3 separate regions of the Homo sapiens genome follow, and all the other regions are linked to region 3. A link is a loop called in an ENCODE intact Hi-C map of the cell type or tissue named here. Cell type or tissue: sigmoid colon. All regions are shown on one strand.

Evidence for each region. A loop is a pair of places that touch in the nucleus more often than their neighbours do. Peaks named below come from ENCODE experiments on the same cell type or tissue, not always from the same donor. Only the 100,000 strongest peaks of a DNase experiment are listed, where the experiment ranks them.
Region 1: it touches region 3 in a loop (3-fold over the local background); 3 of 110 quality-filtered maps call a loop at or near these places.
Region 2: it touches region 3 in a loop (4-fold over the local background); 4 of 110 quality-filtered maps call a loop at or near these places.

The regions. Positions count from the first base shown.
Region 1 is chr7:41,973,032-41,981,031 of GRCh38, reverse strand. It overlaps GLI3 (GLI family zinc finger 3), which reads left to right. Exons shown (of 15, transcript NM_000168.6): 11 at 2,284-2,433; 12 at 3,310-3,474. Among named protein-coding and RNA genes, the nearest start is that of GLI3, 260 kb to the left of the region's middle. In sigmoid colon, CTCF peaks have their summits at 1,055 and 3,747 (motif pointing left); a DNase peak (open chromatin) is centred at 1,146.
Region 2 is chr7:42,683,299-42,691,298 of GRCh38, reverse strand. All of the region lies in intron 1 of LINC01448 (long intergenic non-protein coding RNA 1448), which reads left to right. Among named protein-coding and RNA genes, the nearest start is that of LINC01448, 19 kb to the left of the region's middle. RefSeq lists an enhancer at 4,196-4,744. In sigmoid colon, a CTCF peak has its summit at 24 (motif pointing right); a DNase peak (open chromatin) is centred at 4,546.
Region 3 is chr7:42,489,760-42,497,759 of GRCh38, reverse strand. No RefSeq gene overlaps it. Among named protein-coding and RNA genes, the nearest start is that of LINC01448, 210 kb to the left of the region's middle. RefSeq lists a silencer at 3,856-4,150 and enhancers at 3,856-4,150, 3,752-4,252. In sigmoid colon, no CTCF peak of the experiment used is centred here; DNase peaks (open chromatin) are centred at 4,019, 4,677 and 6,504; H3K4me3 peaks cover 1,118 bases; H3K27ac peaks cover 1,406 bases.

The DNA.
Region 1 (8,000 bases), 520 kb after region 3:
GCTTCATTGGAGAAGCGGACCCTGATTCCTGATGCTGCACACTGACTTATGATCCCATTACATGTTTTTATAAAACCCTGTTATCTCCCTTCATAATGCCTATCACAACTGTAATTGTATAGTAATTTAAGCCATGACCTGTTTCCCTCTGGTAGACTTAATTCCTTGGGGCAAGAATCATGTCTGTCATGTTCTCCAGCACAGGGCCTGGTGTGAGTGGCACCCAGCACATCCTCATAAAAGCATGAGAGAGAACAGGGAACTAATAAGACATGGATCCAACCTTAAGCAGTTGGCTCAGCACAAATTATAATTCAGTTTCCCAATTTTACCTTTTCCTTTCTCCCTCCTGTGTTCCTTCCTTATTCTTCCCTTTCCTTCTGTCTCCCTCACTCTCTGCTTGCCTTCCTTGCTTCCTCCCTCCCTTCCTTCCTTTTTTCTTTCCCTTTCATATGCATTAATCCAAGGATCCAAGCTTTATTTCCAATGACTTGGAAAACTGAACCAAGAGCAACTGTTAGGGAGTGTTTTTGTATGATCATTTCTTTTTCTCCCGTTTGAGAATCCATAGAACCCCTCTGTAAGATGTGAGCTTGGTTTCCAAGGCTGGGCTTCAGCACACATTTGGGAAAGCCCTGGTCTTGTGTATGGGCTACAAAGACTTACTAGAAGCAGACGTGCGGATTGAACGTTGACCCCTGTCCAGAACATCTGTTCTCTTCCTATACCTGTGTGCATCATCATAACTTTAAAGAAACACTGACATGGAGCATGGCTGGCTTTTCATAGGAAACCCACATCTGTTTGCCGTGGGGTTGCTCCCCAACCACTGCAGTTTCTGTGTCATTTTTGGAGCTACTGACGGGACATTGGCTCTCTTCTTGTGTGCTGCAATGTACCACTCTCTCTCTGCTCTTCATCAGATTTTTCTGGGAACTGCTCCAAGGAGAGGAGATAGAGAACAACAATTTCTTTTCTCTGTCCTCACCCAGTTTTAAACTCCAGAAACAGCATAGAAAACTTTACTTTTGTAAAACTTTTTTTTACCTAAAGCGAAAGGCCATCTAGTGGAGTAACTGGGAAAGGCACACTCTGAGGGCAGAACTTCACCTTCAGACTCACAGCGACCACCGCTTTAGGAGCCCTGGACTCAGCAGGAAAGTAATGAGAGGTTGTGTCACTACCACACGAGGCATGGAGCCAAAGGGAGCTTTCTCTTATTGAACGAAGTTTTTTGGTGATGTAGTTCTATGTATACTTCAGAAAGTGTTCCCACAAGCCTTAAATTAAGGCAAATAAAATGTAGAATCACCAGAAAATAAAGACCAACAGCATCAACCTAGGATGCAAATGTCTTCAGTAGTCCATAGCTGGACATTGAAATAGTATGCTCAACCTGTTGAAATTGACCTTAATTTGATTCAAATTAAGAAGCTTCTCTTCCTCTCATGCTGCAGTAGGTTTCTAATGATTCCTAATTGTATTAATCCAAGAAATTAAATGATTCTAAAACCATGAATTGGTAAGTAATTCAGAGAACTTCATCTTTATGTTAAAAACTGTATTAATAGAATTTTAGAGCTAGAAAGTCCCTTAGCAACTAGTGAATCCAGTCATTTATTTTCTACAAGAAGAAAACCAAGGCCCTGAAAGACTAACTTATTTGTTGATGACCACACAGTCCTCTTCCTCAGTATAATTCTTTTCTCTGCAATTCTTATTCAGGAAGCAGTCTGATTAACCCTGAGCTAAAGTTTCATTTGCAAGTGCTTTTGGTTTTTTTGTTCTGGAATTGTGCATGTCTGTGTGTGCCTTCCCTTTTTGAAGCCTAAGCCGCGGTGCTAACCCATGGCCCAGCATGTGAGAGTTGGAGAACATCTCTGCAGTTGTTTAGCCTCAATCGCCAGCCTTGGCAAGGAAAAATGACAGAGATTCAGAAAGGTCAACAGTGGCTCACCTCATTTCATAACTAGCTGGTCCCAAACCTGGAATTGAACTCTGCTCTTCAGATGGCCAGTGTACTGTAGTATATTTCCTGGAATGCCAGGCTCCATCCCGGTCTTGCCACTCCCACTGGTTAGGAAGCATGCATACACAGTTAGCAAAAGCAAATTTACTTGAGAAGTGTACTAACTGGAATTTTTATAATCTGTAATATGGTAAAGTTATTCTTGTGGTCTTTAGAATTTTTAAGATTGGGGTATTTTCTGCATTTTCTTCTGTCGCCTTCAGAAATGATGAATACGTTTCCATTTGATTTCTCTCTCTTTTTCCAAACCCCAGCATATAAATAACGACCATATTCATGGAGAGAAGAAGGAGTTCGTGTGCAGGTGGCTGGACTGCTCAAGAGAGCAGAAACCCTTCAAAGCCCAGTATATGTTGGTAGTGCATATGAGAAGACACACGGGCGAGAAGCCTCACAAATGCACTGTGAGTACAGAAGTGGGTGGCAGGCACACTTGGGTCCTTCCCCATACTCATAAGAGCTGTGCAAACTGATGACACCAGCTCAGGGGAAGCGTGGTTGGGTGGCAAGAGAAGAGGACTAGAGTATTGTCTGGTGATAAATGCCTCGGTGTTTGAGTGACTGAGTTGGACAGCGCAGCTCTGCACAGTGGCAAGGGGGCAGTGGTGGCTGGCACTGGGAATGAATAGCGGGCCACCCTGCTGGCCGCAGCCCAACAGCTTATGGTACCACGGGGCTTGGAAGGCAAAGGGAAGTGCCAGCTTCCAACTTACAGAGTTGAAGTTGACTTTTAAAACAGCTAATCCCTATACGAGGTTTTAAAGTTTTCCCTTCCTTTCCTAGTGAGTCCTCAGGCATAGGCGTATGGAATGGGAAGGGGGTGCCGCAAGGTTGTGCATTCTTCACTGAGGTGCCCACGAGGCGCACTGGGCACGCTGAGCCCTGGTACTTTACATCTTAAAGGCCCTTTACAAACATGATCAAATTCCATGTCTTTGTATGGACACAAAGCTATATTAATGAACTTTGTGCTGAATCTGAAATCAGTGGGAATTTGAGGAGATCAATGAGCAGATAATGAAACCCATTGTCCACATTGAGCGGTCTATTAAAAAAAAAAACTTCAGGACTTTTACTGGCACTGAAAACTCTTTATCTGGAACTACACCAAGCTACATCTGAATCCCAATAAATGCAGAGTTTAGTGGACTTTTTGTTCCTGGGTTTTGAAAAGCTGCTGACCCTTGAAACATCAGTTTTTCATCAACTTGGAGGGCGTGTTAGGCATAAGCTGCTGTTGCCATTGTGCAGAGTAATCCAGATTTACCTGTTGTCCTCAGTTTGAAGGTTGCACAAAGGCCTACTCGAGACTAGAAAACTTGAAAACACACTTGAGATCTCACACTGGAGAGAAACCATACGTCTGTGAGCACGAAGGTTGCAACAAGGCTTTCTCAAATGCCTCTGATCGCGCCAAACACCAAAACAGAACGCATTCCAATGAGGTAAGCATCCTCAGTGGGCATGGAGCTTGCATAAGGAAACAAAGAACTATCCCGGGGAAGGCACATGGGAAGGCGCAGTGTGTTCTGTTTTGTTTTCCCCTTGGCCATTCCCAGCATGAGGGGCTCTGCCCCTGCAGGTGAAGGCTTGAGCTTCCTAGGTGGGACTGGAAACTGGATCTTATTTGGAGAATAATAAGAGATGAGGAGGAAACTTCTTAAAACCCCTGCGAACTTACTAGTTTCATGTTGTTTTGAACTGCCACCTACTGGTCAAACAGTGGGAGCATTTGACTTGGAATCTGAGCCAGTCACGCTGCCCAAAATAGCAGGAATCCATGCAAAGGATGACCCCATAAGCCCCAAGGATATATTAAGAAGTAGCATGTTGACAGCTGACAGCTTCCTGCTAAGTCATCCACTTTTATTTGCTTCCTCCAAGTGGTATCTTCAAATGGTATTATATCAAAAAAGATTTTTACAGAGCAACCAGCCTTGGCTAAATGCAATTTTCAGACATTCTAAATTCCAAAGGATCTTGGAAAATGGTCTCAGAAACCCAGAATACTTTCTAGGCAGTTACTTAAGAAAACATATTGAGTAAAGCTTCAGGGTGATTCCTGTTGTGTTACTGTTATTTTTAGGTAGCGATCCCCCCTAAATTGTAGAGAGGCATAAGAATAAAAATTATTCCAAATTCATTGCTTACATTTTAGTGAACATCTTCCTACAGACTTCCAATTTGGCCTTGGAGGTCTAGCTCAAATTCTGGCTTGTCTGTGAAATCTTCTCTTGAATGTATTGAGAGATTAACAAAAGGACTCCCCACATTTTGAGTGGAAATAGGATAGCTAACCAGAATTTGTTAACATGAGACATAGTTCAGCACCACAGCGTGTCATCAGTTTGCTTGAAATGTGTTAGAGAAGGAACATCGTGCACACATGAGACCCTGGAGTGGCTGTCATTTCATCTCACCAGTGCAGGTCAAACACATTCATGATCTTTCAGACAGAGAGCTGGGCAGAGAGAATCTTGATAGAAACAAAGTGAGCCATTCTGCTCAGTGGACTTTTGGCTTTAAGGTGGCAAAGATGGTTCTCACCATGTTTTCTTCAGCTGAAACTGACAGAGCAAAAACATCTCTAAAGGGATTAACTGCACTCTGTAAAAAGCACACTCACTCATAAACTCACACATGTAAGTTCATATATATACCAACTTTCTGTGTGAAAAGGTCATGGAAACTGGAGTTATTCGGAATCTCATTTTCTAACTGTTTGAAGACATTTTAAAGATGCCACATCTCCATTTTTAATGTAAAAATGCTTTTACAGTATGCAGTAGCTGGAATATAATCTATTACACTTGTTTTGTACAAAATTTTAGGGAGTCTAGAATAGATAGATACATAGAGATAGAAAGTAGATCAGTGGTTGCCAAAAGCAGAGGGGAGAGGGAATAGTGATGACTGCTAATGGATACAAGGTTTTTTTGTTGGGGTGGTGAAGATATTCTGGAATTAGGTAATGGTGATGATTACACAATGTCTAGAATGTACTAATGCCACTGAATTGTGCAATTTAAAGGGATTATTTTTATGGCATGTGAATTATATTTCAATTTAAAATTTTAAGGGGTTTTGACTTAACAGAATGTATTTCATATATTTCATAGATTTAAGTGTAATTTTGACTAGAAATTTAGGGGGCATTCATTCCTATAGATGTTAGGCCAATGCTGTCTCCTATTATCATGGAGAAGTTTGGACAGAGGGTATGTTAGGATCAGAATGCACACATATAAAGACAATTACCAAGCTTTTTTGTCTTTTTATGGACCTAAAATATTTGTACATGTCTGTTTGCTTTAATTGTGGTGTAGTTGAGCTTGTGTTCTTCTCCAAGGTAAAAAGTGCAATGTTGTGTGAGAGTTGAGTGTTTGTTATAAGATTAAAAGATAAGGATATCTTGGGTAGTAATGTCATTGACCACACTTGAGCAATTTACTTAAATTACTAACTTTTATCATAAATACATAATTAAAATTCTACCCACAGACATATTTACAAACAAATTATACTTCTCTCTTCTATATGCAAGACTTTGGCCCTGTGTGTGACTGATGGACATTTTCAGACGCATCAAAACTAAGTTTGTCCAGGAAATCCAGATTTGTGCAATTTCACAATCCTAGATGAATCAAGTGATTTGCCTTCATTTATTTCCTCTCTTATTTGCAACTTCATTTATTCATTGAACAAATACTTAAAGCTATTTATGTGCCAAGCCCTTTGCTGTTCTAAGTGTGGCCAAGAAAATAATGGACTGTAATGGGAAGGGAGTAATTGCTGGCACTTCTCTGTTCCTCTGGCTGTCCTGCTCATTTAGGGCTGCTAGACTGACCGTAGCTCTGACAGGACTTCTTACTCCAGATCAGACAGCTCATTTTTCCCCCAAAGATACCGCTAAACAAGTTTCCTGAGCTCTGATTCGGTTGAACCTCCCTCTCTAGAAAGCTGCAATGGCTCCCTCTTTCCTATAGGGAGACTTGAGACTCCCTAAGGTTGTGTAAGTGTCAGTTCTCACAGGGCCCAAGCTCATCCCTCTAGTCCTGACCTCTCACTATCATGACCATGAATGAAACCTTCCAGAAGCTGGTGCTGTGCACTGCCATGCTTAGGTGCATGAAGTGGTTCTGCCACTGGACCTTTGCTGAGGACACTTCTTTTTGGCATCCCAAGTAAAATGACTCCTAATAAAAGCTCTGTATATTGAGTGCTTACTATGTTCCATGCATCCTGGTAAGCACTTCATGTACATGATCTAATTTAGCACTTACTGATAATCCCGTGAGCTGGGCATTAAGCCCAGATATAGAATCTTAATAACTGATGCCTCCCATGATTATCCTAGCTGAAAAATGATCCCTCCTCTGTCTATATCCTTACATAGCTTTCACACTTTATATTACAGATCATTGCATCTTCTTATTTTTCCTATCAGATTTTGTATTCCTTATGATTAAATTTTGTTGTATGCAACTTTGTGCTTGCAGAATCTTGCACTTCAGTAAGTCTGAGAACATTTTTCTTAGTCTCTAATTATATTTTATTTCAGTCACTGATCACAACAAAATTTGTGGGCAAAAGTTGTGTGAAGGGTTAATATATTTTGTTTATGTTATGTTGTTGTGAGGTATACATTTCCTGAACCTGTATTCTTGTGAATTTGTGAATTTTTGTGGGTAGATAATGTGTATGTTCACACACAAGGGCACACGGGCACAGGTGCACCTGTATGGGCTGTTGTTTCTGGAAGTGCAGGAGCCGACACATTTGTATCTCATTACATATTGGCTGCGTCCTTGGTTCTAAGCTAACCCATAATGTACATCCATATATTTACAGGAAGAGTAGCTCTCCAAACATGCAGGCTTTGTGCTCCCTCTCTCCTTCTGGTCTCCATACCTCTGCCCCATATATCCCAGTCTGCCTGTTGATGGAACAACCTGTCACAGGAATGCTGTGAGCAAGCATAGGGCCTGTGTCAGAACACTGTAAGGTAATGGCACTAATTATCAGAGCCAGTCTTTTGTCCCTAATGCATAGAATTTGATGTGCTCATCTTATTATATATATATATGCTGCAAATCACACAAGCTCCTGAATAGATGTAATTCATAGTTAATGGGAATCAATTCTGCCCAAAGGAGTCTCAGGTTTGGAGGTGAAACCTCTCAGTTTCAGGATCTTTGCTTCACTGCATTAGGACATTTCAGCATTTTAGGTAGCACTCAGTCTGTTCTTGGGCTTTTAGTGAAAAAGCATCTTTTAGACATACATTCTACAAGACACGGCATCCTTTTAAATATAATAGGTACATTATAGTAATCCTGCTTTTCATGACGCTTGCTTACGTAAAAGCTCATCCTCTGCTATACATAGATATAAATATATATTCATGAAAGCATTCTTGCGTATATTATATTTTAAGCCAAGTGAACAAACTCACAAATCCGATGTTGGTCATGAGCCAAAGGTCAGCAGTTCTGTGATTTCAGAAAATAATCCGCTTATATAAGCATCCGCATAATTTTTTATGACTGTATCCTTAGGCTTGATCACTGACCCACATAGAAAATGAAATTAGCATGAAATAATTTATAGACCTTAGTTATAAATTCACTGAGGAGAAGAAAACAGACCAGAAATCCTGGTCCCCAGAACATCCGTCAGCCCTCTGCAGTTTATGATGAGGATTCATGGACAGTCTGTAACAGGGCTTTCCAACTTCAAAGAGCAGAAAGGTTCTGGCTATTTTGAGCCCTGAACATCCCCACACTTGTAATGCTACCCAAAGGAGCACATTTTAGTGTCATCTAACATGGGAGATGCCATCGGCAATTTTTAAATTATGCCTGTGCATAAATAGCACATTTTCAAAAGGATCAGAGTGATATTAGATCTCACAACCAGGACATCCATAAAAAACTTTGTCACACAATCTCTTCTGAAAGGTGTGCAGTCT
Region 2 (8,000 bases), 190 kb before region 3:
TTTCCTTGGCTTGAAGTGAGTCTGAATGTTCGTGTGGATGCGAAGAGGCATTTGACCCCTAGAGGGTGATCACACCATATGGTAAAGGAGAGGACACCAGGAAGGCAAAAACAGAGAAGAAAACCGCACTAAGTTCCTTGTGTCCATTCCAGCTGATGTGTAATGGTATGTATAGTACCCCCGTGGGTATGGCAACCTCTCTCTGGGTATATCTCCTGGATTGTAAGGCAGAGTCTACTCTGGACTTGGAGTTTGGTGCCTTCCTGATGCAAAAAGCAGGGAGCTGGTAAGCCCCAGTCCTTCTGGTCACTCACAAGAGGTTTGGGAATGAGACTGGGTGAGGACCGGGATTCCCTCTACTTCTGCTGGTGAGACCAGCAGTCTCTGATGAAAACTGACTTTTCTGCAGACGTTGTGACTGCAGCTAGGCAGACCATGCCTGCAGGAAGGAAAGTGGGCCACCTCAGGGTGACTTCGAGACTGAAAACTAGGAATTGGGAGCAATAAAATAAGGCAAAATCACCCTAATATAACTGACTCTTAGCAGAGCTTTGGTGCAGCTTCCTAGTGTTGTGAGGCCCAGGGTTGAAAATGGAGTGACCCCATCCAGTCTCCACAGGACACAACTTCCCCTCCAGCTCCTGCCTCCTTAAAAGCCTGCAGCTGGCCGGTGAAGCCAGCTTCCCTCTTCTAAGGTGTGAGCCCACAGGCTCTCCTTCAGCCCAGGCAGGCTGCAGGAAGTCCCCAGCATTCCCCAGGGGGACGTGGAGGCCAGAACAACGTGTACATATTCCACAGCCTGTCCCTAAAAACAGGTAAAACCCAGAGACAAACCAGAGCTTTTTCATGTGCACTTTTCAATGAGTTTTGACAAAATTATATACGTATATAACCATCATCACAATCAAGACACAGAACACTTCAATCACCCCCAAAACTTTCTTGTGCCCATTCCCAGTCAGTTCCGCCTAACTCCCATCTCCACACACCCTCTGGCTGGCTTTTCTATCACTATAGATTGCTTTGGGCCTTCCTAGAGTTTCGTACAAATGGCATCAGATAGTATGTACTCCTTTTGTATCTAGCTTGTGTCATTCTGCAAGTTTTTGAGGTTCATCCATGTTGTTCATTTCTTTTCATTGCTAGCTAGTATTCCCGTGTATGGATGTGTCATAATTCATGTATTTACATGCTGATGGGCATTAGATTGCTCCCAGTTTTTGACTAATATGATTATAGCTGCTGTGAGCATTCATGTACAAGTCTTCCTATAGACCAGTGTTTTGATTTCCCTTGAGTAAATAGCTAGGCATGGGATTGCCAGTTGTATGGAAAGTGTGTGTTTAACTTTGCAAGAAACTTTAAAACTTTTTTAATTGGTTGTATCATTTTATGTTCTGATCAACAATGTAGGAGAGTTCTCATTGCTCCATATCTTCTCCAATGCTTGGTATTGTTGATCTTTTTTATTTACTCATTCTAGGGAGTGTGAAGTGGTGTCTCATGGTGACTACTGACACTGAGCATTTCATCATGTGCTTATTAGTCACTTGATTATTTTCTTTTGTATAGTGTCCGTTCAAATATTTTCCTCATTCTTTGTTATGTTGTTTGTCTAATTTAGTTGTTGAGTTTTAAAAAATATATTGTGGCTTGCCTTTTCATTTTCTTAACAATATTTTCAAAAAGCAGAGTTTTTAATTTTCATGAAATCCAATTGTCATTATTTAATGGTTTGTGTCCTAAGAAATCTTTGATGCTCTCTACATGATGATTTTCTTCTGTATTTTCTTTTAGCAGTTTTATATATTAGTTCTTATGTTTAGGTTTATGATCCATTCTGAGTTAAATTTTATGTATGGTATGAGAATAAGGGTTGAGATTCCTTTTTAAAAATATGGATATATATTAAATAGTTGTTGCCACATCATTTGTAGGAAAAGCTATTATTTATCCCATGAATTGTCTTGGTGCCTTTGTTGAAAATCCATTGGCCATGCGTGTATGCATCTACTTCTGGACTCTCTGTTTTATTCCATTGATCTATGTCTTAGTGTATTTGGGATGCTGTAACAAATACCATAGGCTGGGTAGCTTAGAAGCAACAGAAATTTATTTCTCACAGTTCTGGAGTCTGGGAAGTCCAAGATCAAGGTGCTGGCAGGTTTGGCACCTGGTCCATCCCTCCTTATTTCTCAAGCCCCACCAATGTGAATTATAGCACAGGCCCACCTCTAAGGGAGAGAGAGATGATTCTAGGCAGTAAGTTCAGATTATGTTCCAGGTTGCTTCTGCCTAATAGATCTGTTTAATACATTTGTGACTATATATCTTCTTTCTCTGTAAACAATGACAGCTGCACTTAAAAATATCATTGACTGAATGGGACAATTCACCTGAGAGTTACACATATGAGATGCTCATACATAGTGAAATCATTACCGATCTCAAAACAGTTTTCTTAAGGGAAATCTTAAATAAAGAAATAAAGCAAGAGAGAGATAAAAGTAACATTCCATAAATATTATCTGCACTGTAATAGCTTCCATACATTGTTAACCCCATCCTTCCTGCTTCTACCTACTTGAAGCCCAGTCATGCCTGGATGTGTGTTGAAATAAATGTTAGCATGAAGCATCTGCTATATAAGTGGCAAAGGGGAAAGAAAAAAAATCTTTTTTTTTCACAACCAAAAACAACAACGACAACAAAAAGACTCTGCTTATGTGATTGAAGATAGATTTTATATACAAATTATCTCAGATTCAAGGAAGAAAATCAGAGAAACTTAACTGGAAAAAAGCTGGTACATGGCTTTAAAAAAAAAAAAATTTCTGATATTAGATTTCTTTACCTGCTGGACTATATCGACATTTTGCAAGTTCTACATTTGTCACTCCATTTTCAACCCATTTTGTAAAGTATGATAAAAACATGAGTGAATATTTACAAATTTTGTTTTGTTTTGCCTTATTTTGGGTCAGACTAGTGTTTAAACCTAAACGTCAGCCAATATGCTAAATACATCATGATACAATCACGAACAATTGCATGGATGCCTCCTGGTTTCCCTTGGGACACCTTTGTTCATGCCAAGAACTGTCTCTGTGTGGATGTAGATGAATTATTTTCTGGGAGTAAGAAGTGGAGAAAAGCAAAGGACATCTCCCTCATTTCTTTAACCTTGGGGATAAATCTGGTTTTGGCATCTCTCAGAGGGAAAGAATATCTTGACACATACATAAAGCTCTTGGAGAAAGCTTAGTGTCCATTGGCAAGAAAGGGCAAGATTCTGAATACATCTAAATAATCGGCATAGCATTAAAATGCCTGCCTATGGCAGACTGTGCACCAGGATATAAATCATGCTGCTTGCCACGTGCAGCACATCAGACATAGAGTATGACTCTGGCTCATCTAATAAAATGGCTTTTATGAAGTTTCTGTAGATAAATTAAAGCAGCATTGCTAAGAATTATTTTCACAATCCAATTTTGAGAACAGAGCCGAATGGGCAATGCTACATCTATAATGAAAACTAAGCGTCTGTTGAGATGCACGCAGGCAGGCAATTGATCAACGCATTAAGTGTGCAAGAAATCCACATGCTTCTCTGAAAAGTCAGGAGTGACTGGTGTGAATTTTGGCATTCATCCTAACTACTAAGATTTGTTCTCAATTTATTCTCAAATCACAAGGTACAAGACCCTCTTGGGGGCAATGATTATAAGGACTCTGCCTACCCTGGGGAGAAATTATGCCTCCGGAATAACTTCTTGTTCCCCAGGGTGTCATGTTTTGCTAAAATATTTCTAACGTTGAAGTTAGGGTTCCTTTGATATCTTCCCAGGAATTTTTCTCCAAATAGTTTAGGCCAAAAATAAAGCAAAAGGCATCTTACTTTTCTTCTCCTCATGTTATCTAGAGGATAATTTTCTATGCTTCCCTCCAAGTGAATCTGGCTCTGAATCCAAGAAAGAGGATTGCTCTTTTCCTGAAAGTCCATTATGGCCAACACAACTTGAGCCTGTGTAACGGGGACAGAAGTGTGGAAGATCCCCCAGGAGGTAAAGTGGGAGTCAAGCAGGCAGTGTTTAAAAGACTCCCAGTTACCTGTATGGTAGGTTCCGCTCTGTCCTGATCTGAACATGATTTTTCTTAGTGATGTTATTCAAGGGTCAAATTCCTAGGTTCTTCAGTGTATATAAATCTACTACGTGTAACTAGTCTGCAACAGAAGGCACATCGCCGTATATAGAATGTCAGAGAGGCTTCTCTTTGATGAAAAAAAAGTTAAATGTTTATACAAAATTCTGTTGGTCTGGATACCATTAACTTTCAACGATTAATAAAAGTGACACTAGGACACAATAAATTCTAGTTTTCAAAGAAACAATTTGACTTTATACATTGCTTCTGCCTCACTGGTGTTTGAGATGAAAGGGACAGTAATTGAAATGAAACTCATCAGCATTAAAGAAGGCCTCATGGAGAGAAGCCGAGGGGGGCAGCGGTAAAGAAGCCTGTGGAATCCTGAGGCACCGGCAGGAATTTACGGGTCTGAGAGGCAGCCATGGGGACACGAATCTACTTAGGAGCAAGACCAGGGCCTGGTGAAACTATTTTAAGTTTTTAAAAGTTGAAAGAATAAGCAAGGGGCGAGTTAAACACATTTCGTGTGTTACCTTCCTTTGTTCCGGCTCTATTTAAAAAATCCTTATACTTTGACTAGACAGGTTTCTAGAAACTGACTTTAGAAGCTAATGGAAAAATAGATATAATATGCAAATAAGGAATAAACACGTAGCTGACATGGTCCTAAGCTATCTTGCCATTCTGGGGCCCTTCTTTTGAAATCTAAATAGGTCTAATAGCTAACATTTGTCAAGTGCTTGGCGTACGCCATGTGCTCTTCTCAGTGCTCTCTGCACCTCCTATCATTCATTCTTTACTGGAACCTCTCTGATCTTCCATATCTAATCTTACCTTCTCCTCCCCTCTCCCCCCAGTCCATTCTCCACTGAGTATTTGAAACGATCGTTTCAAAGCAAATCTAATTTTGTCATTCCCTTGTTCTCAACCTTTCAATCACTTCCCATTACTCTCAGGAACATATGCCAGGTTTTTTATTTGGCCTCCAGGGTGCTGTCTGCTCTCCTGGCACTGTGCTTCCCGCTGTTTTGGGACTGTGGAGCGCTGGCCTTCTTTCCTTTTGTGATGTGCTCACACTCCCCACCCCACACATGCACACAGGGCCATTGCCTACGCTGGACCGCTCCTAGGCTACTCTGCTGTGATGAGCTCCCACGTGTTGCTCAAATGCTGTGTCCTGGGGAGGATGATCCCAACTCCTCTTATGAGGTCCATCCCACATCGCACGTTCTCACTGTACCTGTAACTCCTGGGTTGACCTCATCATAGTGGTAATTGTTCATTTGGAGGGTGACCCTTTGCTTCATGCACGTCTTTTCTACTAGACCGGAATTGCTATAAGGGGAAGGGTCACTTCTATTTTCATTTCAAACAATTTCCTCAGCCCCCATCACAATACCTGGCATAGAAAAGGTGCTCTATTCAGACTGACTGATAGAGTAGATGGATGGATGCTGCATAAAACCAAAGACCAACCTGACTTGCCTTAACACGGGGGACTTATGATCCAGGGAACCAATTGTTCACATAGGAAGAAGAACGTGTACATCAAGCTGATTTACTCTTAAGAGGCTACCTTTGTTTTTTACTTTTTTTTGGAACTCAGTCAGCAGTGAGCAGGTGGGGTTAGAGTCTGCATCCCATAAGCTACATTTTCTTGAAGGCTCACATTGGTTACATAACCCTTTCTCCCTTCACAATATTTCAGTCATCCTCTACTTCACCTCCCTGTCTTTACTATAATTGCATCCCTCCTGTAATTTTTTATGCAAAAGCTCCTTTGTTTTGAAGCTCGTATTCAATTTCAATGGCTTTCCCCCTTCCTGCTGCTTCATTACATTCCTTGAAGTTGGAGGTGCCCGATTCATAGTCTTCCTCGTTAACTAAATTTCTTCTATTATCTGGGAGATTTTGATCTTCATGAAACTCATTCATGCTAAGCACTGTTCTTACAATTTCCCTCATCCACCACCACCAGAGCTACTCCAGGCATCACTCCACTGCATTCTCACACACCTCTCACTCCAACTCACACTCACTCCTCTTGCATCAACCTTCTAACCACACATTTCCAGCCCCCTCTTTCCTTCACTCCTAGTAGTCAGCACCCTGTACTCTCTCTAGACCCTCATCTCTCTAGAAAGCCTGTCCTGAAAATTTCCCAAGTCTGGATCAATCCCCAAACTGATCCAGAGGAGGTCGTCCCCACTCCTGTATCTGAGCTCTCCTGGAGAAGCCCCACACCTGTGTGGATCAGTGTCATGGCACATCGGTGGTCTGCAGCAGCAGCTGAGCCCACAGTTCTGTTTGGAATGTCTTTCTCCTCTCCTTGGAAGCAACCTGTAGCAGCAAGCAAGGCTTCACCATGCTCCTCTCTCCCCTGCCTAGTCCTCACCAGCACCCTACACAAATGGCCTAGCCTCCAACTGTATCAAGGAAATGAAAGGGAAATGATGTGAATGGCTTCATCATTCATCTCCCTTTCATCTTCAAATTTGTGTGCAACCACATCAATCCCTCTAGCTGCCTGAATCCCATAGAGTGGAATATCCTCTCTGTTGATTAAGGACAGCCTCCTTCACCTCTGCTTTTGATCAAATCTCCTCCTACTAGCATTTTGCCACCCTAAACCGTTCCCTATTTACTCTGCTTCAGCCTCTTTAATGTATCGGCAAGCTGGCGGCAATGCCCACAGGGACTCATGTCTTGCGCTGCTCTGGAATTCCCCAGTCTTACCTCCCTCTGCCTCTATCTTCAGCCTCATGGTTTCTCGATTCCTTTCTTCATTTAGCACCCTTAGGTAGTCGGCATGCTTTCGGATATCTGGCCATTGTTCTCGTCTTTTATTGCTTCAGGACACTATTTCTAGAATCCATGATTTAGTTCCATGCATAGTACCCTCAAGCACTAGAATCTGTCAACATGCAGAAATCCTGAAACTGACCTAGCTAGGTGCAGGCCTTTGAGCTTCCCTCCTCCCAAACTGAAAAAGAATGGAAGTTTGAGACACTTGCATTGTAAGAAATGCTGTCTTCCCTTTGAATGCTGTCTCTTCTTCTTCTTCAAACTTCCAAAATAGAGTCTACATACATGATCTACATGTATATTTGATTAACTAATCATGGGTTGATCTCATCAAATGTGAATGTAATATGCAATTTGCTTATGAGCAAAAATGGGTGTGCAGGGAGGAATAAAGGTATGAATAAAGGAAGAAATAAACAATTTAAAATCAACACTTAGACACAAAGTCATGATATGCGGGCTATAATTTATTACTCTTATTTTCTAAATCCATAAGGTAGAATCAAAACTGGGAAATTTCAGAATATAAACATTTCCTATTATACTTTCTTAAAACACAGGATGAATTAAAAGGCATATGTTCTTAAGAATATGATAAATCTATGTCCTGGAAAAATATATGCTTGACAAATAAGGCAAATAAGAGTAGGCAAAAAGTTCTCATCTAGTGAGCTGGGCATCCTGGTTTATTACGTAACTTCTAAGTGCCACAGTTTCTCATCTGTAATGAAATCTCCCAGGATCTCTTCAAGACTGAAATTCTGTATTACCTGTCTTCATCTTCATAGACCCAAGACTTATAAAGCACTTGTCTAACTCTTAATTTCATATGCATTTTAGATTTACATGTAATAAAAATTTGATATCTCCTCAATGATCAGATAAATTAAAAGAAAGAGAGAGAATTTGTTAGAAAAATTATTTGCCTGAGGAGCCAGCTCACTGTCCAAAATCACATCCATGTGTCCTGGCAGTAGGCTTGGGACTGCAGGAGAGCATTCTCAATTCCAGAGATCACTCTTGCTACTGTGAGAACAGACACA
Region 3 (8,000 bases):
CAGGGAAGAACAGACAAAATTTTCTGTGCAGAAAAATTCCAAATAATTTATGTAGATTCTTTCCCTCAAGGAGATGGAGCACAGTTCTCCATTCCTTAAGTGTGAGCTGCACTTAGTGGCTTTCTTCTCAAGTAAGCCCCAGGATATTTCTTACTTTCCATATCCCCTTATGAGACATGCTACCTCTATCTCTCTGGTCTTCTTTCCAAAAACTCATGACCTCAGTTTAATTATGAGAAAAATATCACGCAAATTCCCAGCTGAAAGACATTCTATAAAAATATCTGACTAGTAGTCCTCAAAACTGTTAAGGTAGCTGGGCATGGCAGCACAACTGTAGTCCCAGCTACTTGGCAGGCTGAGGTGGGACGATCATTGAGCCTAGGAGTTCAAGATTGCAGTGAGCCGTCATCATGCCATTGCACTCCAGCTTGGGTAACAGAGCAAGACTTTGTCTCAAAAAAAATTTTTTTTAAGTTTTTTAAAATTAAAAACCTGTTAAGGTCATCAAAAATAAGAAAGCCCAGAAAAGCATCACAGCCAAGAGAAGCCTAAGGAGACATGACTATATTTGACATGATGCCTGATATTGTTCTCATAATTAAACTGAGGTCATGAGTTTTTGGAAAGAAGACCAGAGAGATAGAGGTAGCATTAAGAAAAGCCCAGAAAAGCATCACAGCCAAGAGAAGCCTAAGGAGACATGATGACTAAATGTCCCGGTACAGAAAAAGAGCATGGGTAAAAACTAAGAAAATCAGAATAAAATATGGATTTTAGCTAATAATGACATGTCAATATTAATTCATTAGATGTAACAAATGTAGTATACTAACATCAAATATTTACAAGAGGGGAAAACGGGCATAGGGTATATAGAACTCTGCATTATCTTTGCAATTTTTGTAAATTTGAAGCTATCTATAATAAAATTTTATTGAGAAAATACATGTACTAGCTTAAGAGTACCAAAGGGATATTTCCAAGTAAGAAAAATGAAGGGGAAATCTACATAGTACAAAGAAGCAAAAGATGTGTTGCCAAGGTGAGTGGTGCAGAATGTAAGTAAGTGCTCAAAAAAGAAATATTAATAAAACACACACACACACACACACACACACACACACACACACACACACACACAAAATAGGGGTATGTGACAGGCCCAAGAATTGGACATGGGGATGCCCAATGACAAATGCCAGCTGAGGAGCCAGAATTGGGCTCCCCACGTGAACTGGGGAATATATTGTGAGTTCACAAATAAAAATCCAGATATCCTTACCCTCCAGATTGGAAATTAGCCTTCTGCCCCAGGTAATGGCTGTGAAACATGTTACTTGCTTGAGCTCAGAACACCAAGCCTATGTGTGGCTAGATACAGACCCTGAGTCGGAGCTGTGTGTGTAGTATAAACCTTAAGAAGATGCACTTACATAAAACATCACTGGGAGCCGATGAAATCCACAGGACCAGGCACAGGCAAGTGTGAAAACAATCCATTAGGAGGTCCTTATAACCCAAGGCACAAGATGCAAGATGAATTCATAGTCAAAAATTATAAAGCTTTTGAAGAAGTTCAACATCATAACAGTCTACAGACTCAACTAATGAGGGAATTTACATTTTAGGAGTTAGAAATAATGGAGCAATCTAAAAGAGATCTAAATATACCTGTTTGAAATGTCCTATGGAAGAAATAGCATGATAAAAATAAAAACAGAGTTTATGAAAGAAGAGTCAGTGGATTTTTTTTTCCAGTAGAAACGCTGAAAAAAATACAGTCACTGAGAAAAAATTCTAAAAAAAAAAAGTTGTAATCAATGGTTTTTAACCTTGGTTACGCATCATAGTTATTGATGTCCATCTCCTGACCCACACCGATTAAACCAGAAATTCTAGGGGTGGGACCAGGCATTGATATTTTGTTAATCTGCCAGGTGATTCTAAGCTACAGCCCCTATGTGAGGTACTCTGTTAACATATTAGACATAACTGAAGAGAGAAGTATTAACAACAGCAACAACAAAACTAGACATAGCCTGAGACAGAAAAGAGGAGAAAAAAAAGAGAATGACAAGATGATAAACAAACAAGTTAAGAAACATGAAGGATGTAATAAGAAAAGTCTGATTCATACACATAATATGCATTCCAGAAGGAGAGAATAGAGAGAATTGTGGAGGAGAATTCGTCAAACAGAAAATGGTTACATCTTTTCCAAAAATGATGCAATATATCAAAAGCTCCATTGGATGCTGAGTAGATAAATAAAAATAATCCAGACCTAGACACATGATAGGGAAATGTAAAGAGGAAATGCTGGAAGTAGGTGTGGGTGGAGGGCAATGAGGCATCTCTAATACTGATGTAATTGTTGCAAGAAAAAAATTAAAATGTAGTTGTAGTATCGGAGCCTATTCTAATGTGCACTCATGCGCAAAGTAATGCAAGGTTGCTTAGTGAATACTGACTACATGCCATGTGCTGTCCTAAGAACTGGCAGACAGAAAGATAAATAAGACATGGTGGAAGAACTCCAGGGAAGAGGAGAAAGGCATGTATACAACCATGGTGGATCGTATTAATAGCACCAATACTTCAAACCTCCCTGTGTCCAGTGATTTTTTTTGTGACTTTACAGTTCTTTCCAGAGTTTATTCTCCCATTGCCTTAAAAATTGGCTGACCTTGAACTTTCTTTAGACTAGAATTCACTGGACTTGATGGTAAGTTAATTCTGAGACTAGGTCTCAAGAGACCGCGAGTATTTCTGCTGTGCTTCTGCTTTACTCTGATGACATGCCCAGGCTAGCCTGCTGGAGGATGAGAGGCGTGGGAAGCAGAGATCAGTCACCCCGGTCACCCCAGCCAACAGCCAGCCATGAATGTAGGTGATCTCAGCCAAGATCAGTAGAGCCAACCATCCTACATGTCTGATGAACAAGTGGCTATTATTGCAGGCCATACAGATGCCATTGATACGCCAGCTCCCCATAATTCAATGTGACGGAGCACACAGAAACAATCAGCAGGAAAATAACTCCAAATTTTAATTTTTTTCCCCCTAAACCATATTACACTTGTTTCCTTGGTTTCACAAAGTTCCAGCTTGTTCCGTCTGGTAAATGTGTTGGTGGCAAAAGCTGTGAGACATGGTGGCAGATGAAATCTCTTGCCCTTAAATAGCTGTCAGCTCAAAACTATAAACAGTAAATACTGTGAAGCCTGTCTTAAACCGCAGCCCAAGGGAGCCGCAGAAATTGGATGCCTCATAGAAATGATCTTTAAGTAAAGGTTGAATACAATAGCCTTGGGGATATTTTCAAATGGTGGCTCCAGACAGAGTTGTCTGATGGGAAGCGTTCGCCAGGCTGGGCTTCCTGGAGTTTGCCTGCTCTGAGACACATAATGAAAAAGAGAGCTTCAGGGTTCATCAGGGGATGGCACAGAGGCTAGGAAAATCCAAAGTATTTTATAATGTCCAGGTAAATGCTCTACTTGTGGATTCATTAATTAGACTTTCAAAGATAAGAGGCCAAATAAAAAGCTGAACTTTTTCCTCAAAGCTTGCCTTCATCTCACTGAGCAACATGCAAAATGCCCCTCACAATAAATCGTTTCCCCTTCCCAGGTAGAGCCACCTGCATTTGGTGTGTGTGATTTGGGGTGTTGAAAGCTAGCCAAAGCAAGCAGGAATGAGAGGACTGGTTAGCAGCTCTGCTCCGCAGTGTGGGAAGTGGTTAGGCTGCAGAGGGGGCACCCTAATGCATGCCTTTTGAAATCAGAGCAGCTTAAGCCCTTGAGAGGGGATGTAGGGACCCTGGGGTCCCAAGGGGAAAGATCTTGCAGCCCTGATAAGAATGGGTGCCTGGCAAGGCTAAGCTGGAATGGGAATCTCCAGGCGTGGAGAGCGTCCACTCTTGCTGTGGTCAGAATCAGAACGGAGAATGCGGAGCATGAGACAGAGGCTTTCCGTAAACACGGCTCATTCTCAGAGCACTTCAGGGCTGGGTTCCCAGAGGGCGGACATTCCTAGAAATGGTGCAGATGCACAGCCCCTCCTTCCAGGGCACCGCCCCCGCAGCCCGGCAGAGCAACCGCAGACATTTATTTTCCTTCTCCGAATAACACCGCCGCGCTGGGTGGAAACGAACCCGAGAGCCCACACTTGGCCAGCGGCCGCGGGGAGTGGGCGCCAGCAGTAGGTCCCTGCTGGGGCTGTCGCTCAGCTTCTCCCTGCGGACCTCGGACACAGCCCCCACCAAGCTGCATGCGTCCCGGCCTCCTCCCTTTCCAAAATCCGGCTGCTCCTGCTGTCAGGCACCTGAGAGGGAGCTTCCCTTAGCCTTGGAATCGCTGCCAAGGGGTCGAGCAGACTTTTCAAATTCTCTCCCCCTCCCCGGAGCCCCCACCTTCACTTAGACATTTGTAGGTCACTATTTGTTTATTTATAATTTATTGATTGATCTTTAAAATTTAATAGGCATTAGAATCACATGACATCATGCTAACAGTTCCTGATGTGAAATCTGTCTGTTTCAAGATTTTATATAAAATATTCCATTATGTTATTACACTTGTAATCTGTAGACTCCCTGCGTTTGCATAGTAGCATCCTCAGCAGGGCGATGCAGACCCGGACTTCTTGTTGAAGAGAGGGAGGAAGCTTCCTCATAAAAGGCCAGACTCTCAGTGGGCTCCGTGTGAATCTGTCTCCACACTCACGGCTGTCTAATACTGCATGCCTCAGCGTTCTCATCTATGAAATGTGAATATTAGTAGTACCTATCTTATAGGATTTGTGCTATCAAAACGTAATCCATATTAAGTAGATAACTCAATGCTTGGCACATAGTGAGTACCCACTGTTAGTATTAGAATTGTTTCTGTAAATACTATTACTACTATTAAAATTTTTCTGAATCAGCTCTTTATTTGTGGATGACATGAAACCTTTTCAGAAGTAATTTAATGTATCTTATTACAAGGCAAATTCTTTTGGTTTTCATATTTTTCTAATAAATACAAGAGAAGCTGACAAAAACAAAATGATAAAGCAAAGAGAAAAGCGAAGGCAGGGAGATCAATTTTAATATCAAATAAAGCAAAGATATTGAGAGAGAGAGATTTTTGTGTTCATTGCAGACAACATTCCCATTCAAGATATAGCAGCAGAAAACAAACAGGCATACTAACAATTTCGTGCTTCTGACTTTGTACTCTTTGTCTAAAAAGTGACTCCTAAAATTGTATAAAATTCAGGGCCACAAATCTGAACTGCACCTGAAAACATGTAAAGCAAAAACTGTTAGGAGTGTAAGAAAATTAACAGCTTCCATATATTTGATTAGAAACAGTTGTAGAAGAATATTTAACAACACAGGAAGATGTTCGTGATATAGTACATACTAAAAGATTAATAACAGTTTCATGTACATATGTCCTGAGGTCAAGGACCAGTTTGCCAAACAGACCAGTTCCCCTTGGAGAGTCACCTTAAAGTCCTAATTAGCCTATTAAAGGCTCTGAGAAATCCAAACACCAAGTTTAACTCTTAAATATAGTGTTTTCTACCACTTTTATTTGAGAATGCAGAACTTTTTCACAATACTCATATTAAACTTCTTTTGAACAATTTTTAATATACACCTTTTTGGGATATGCTATCCTAGAAGCACGTCCATTAGAATCAAATTAAAAAAAAAGAAAAGCCAACTCTATCAGGTGTGAGTGTGTGTGTGTGTGTGTGTGTGTGTGTGTGTGTAATATAAATTGTATAACTATGTAAATATGATATAAAAGGCTACTGGAAAGGATACCAATTATCACTTTTACAGATGACATGATACAATTTTCTCCTTAAACTACCCAAGATTAAGATTGAAAAAATATTAGAACCATATTTTAGTGTATATACAAAATAAATATATTAGAAACTGATTTGACTTACTTTTTATCTGCTACCTATCTACACTGCTTGAGTTTTTGCTTTATCATAATATTATTTTTACAATTTAAAAAGTCTTCTTTAAATTCATGAGGCGTTAGGCTCTTAGAATGAAAGATACTGCCTCATTTCTTGATAATTAGAAACTGTTAAAAAGTCACTTAAGGAATCAGCAGTATTAGTGTCTGATAAAATAAGAACTTCTCAAAATTTGATGTATTGCTGTGTGCAGGGCTCACTCCAATTTCCTGGGAATGATCTGGCACTAGAGGTCCCATCTCCCTGGTCTCCCAGGGGCAGGGCTACACACAGCTCAGTTTCCCTCAGGACTCTGGATCTTCCACGTCTTCAGACTCTGAGCTGTTGGCATTTCTCAGCATCCCTCTAGACAGCTGGCATCTGAACTCAGACTGCCCGATGCTTAAGCTACAAGTGTTAATTCCTGCACACCAAGGTCACTGGCACACTCGTTCCATTTGAAGGAGTGAGCAGCAGGGGAAATGGGGTGCCTATTCTGACTAATACCCTGGGCACTTGGGCCCAAACTCTCATGGACAGGACCTGCATGCCTGCTGGTTTTCTGCCCACAGTTCTAGCCTATCTTGGGATCTTGCCTGGTGTCCACCCCAAGCTGTGCCTCAACAGGTGCATGGGACAGGTCATTCACATGGAGTCTCATGGAGTGGATGTGCAAATGAGTTAATTTTATCTCAGCAAAAGTGATTGGGTGCTTTATGACACCATTGCCTCAAAAATTAAACTTTACATCTGGTTGTAGGTACACTGAACTCAAGGCATTTGTTTTGTTTTGCTTTATTTCGTTTTGTTTTGTTAGGGTATGCATTTTGCACTAACTCAGTAATTCTCAAGTGAGAATTTAAAAGGGACTTTCAAAGTGATGGAAATTGCATTGCCTTTATTTATGGGGGTGGGGAGAGGAGGAACAGATTGGCTCCAGGGCACTGACTTAGACATTATTAGCTACTGATCTGGGTGCATCCGTTGTCCACTCCATATTCTCTCTTGTAATTTGTTTCATAGATGAACAAGGAGCAGAGCCTTGGAGTAGAGTCTTCCTTGATGGATCAGTGAGTGGAAAATAGTAAATCTTCTTTTTCCCAAAGCTAATGCTTTACGTTCTTACCAAGAGCATTATCCTATAATAAATACAGAATTAAATTGTTTAAAAACTCAAGGTAAGCAATTCTCCCATTTGCAGCTATTTATTAGGTATATTTAAGGGATGAATAAATTCATTTTCACCACAAGTAATTTGAAAACCAATCTACTTATTTGTGTGAATTCAGTGATTCCCTATGAACTTTCAGAATATATATATATATATATATCAAGATCAGCTACTTATCTGTGAAGGGTGACATATTGACCGAACAGCTCATTATTTTTAAGCTCTACAAATATATCTCACCTGCCTATTTACTCAGACTAAACCATGCATTTCTTAAGAATATTGTGTGGGTCTGGTAATAGCTTGTCCAATGAATGCGCAAAAGTTATTACAAGCAAGTTCAATAAGATCAAAGTAAACAGTTATAGGGCTAAGCATGACAACAGGTGCAGCTGAAAGCACATGACTGAAAGGAAAATGGTAATGAGGGGTGGAGTTAGGTGCCTCCACCCTGTGGATCAGACACATGTCTATCACACAGGCACCCAGAGGAGTTTGGCAGGAAGATATTCAGGGCTTGGGGATATGCCGTTTGCTGTCTCTAAGGGATGAGTCGATACAGATCTCAGGGGCGATTTGCTAGCTCTTCCCTCGCACATTTCCAGGGCACAATAATTGGCCCAATGGCTTCTAGAAAAACCCCCTGAGAAAAGTTACAATTGGCAAAGGGTTTTAGACTAATGGAAACCTGGATGGATTTTTCTTGTATGTTACCTTATATTTTATATTATAGAAAAAAACTAAGAGAATATACTATTTATTGAAAGCCACTATTTAGCTCTTTTTAAGGCAAATAATTATCAAGAGACCATATTTTTTTGTCATTCTAAATCCAATGAAACAGATGCTCACATGACCTCTG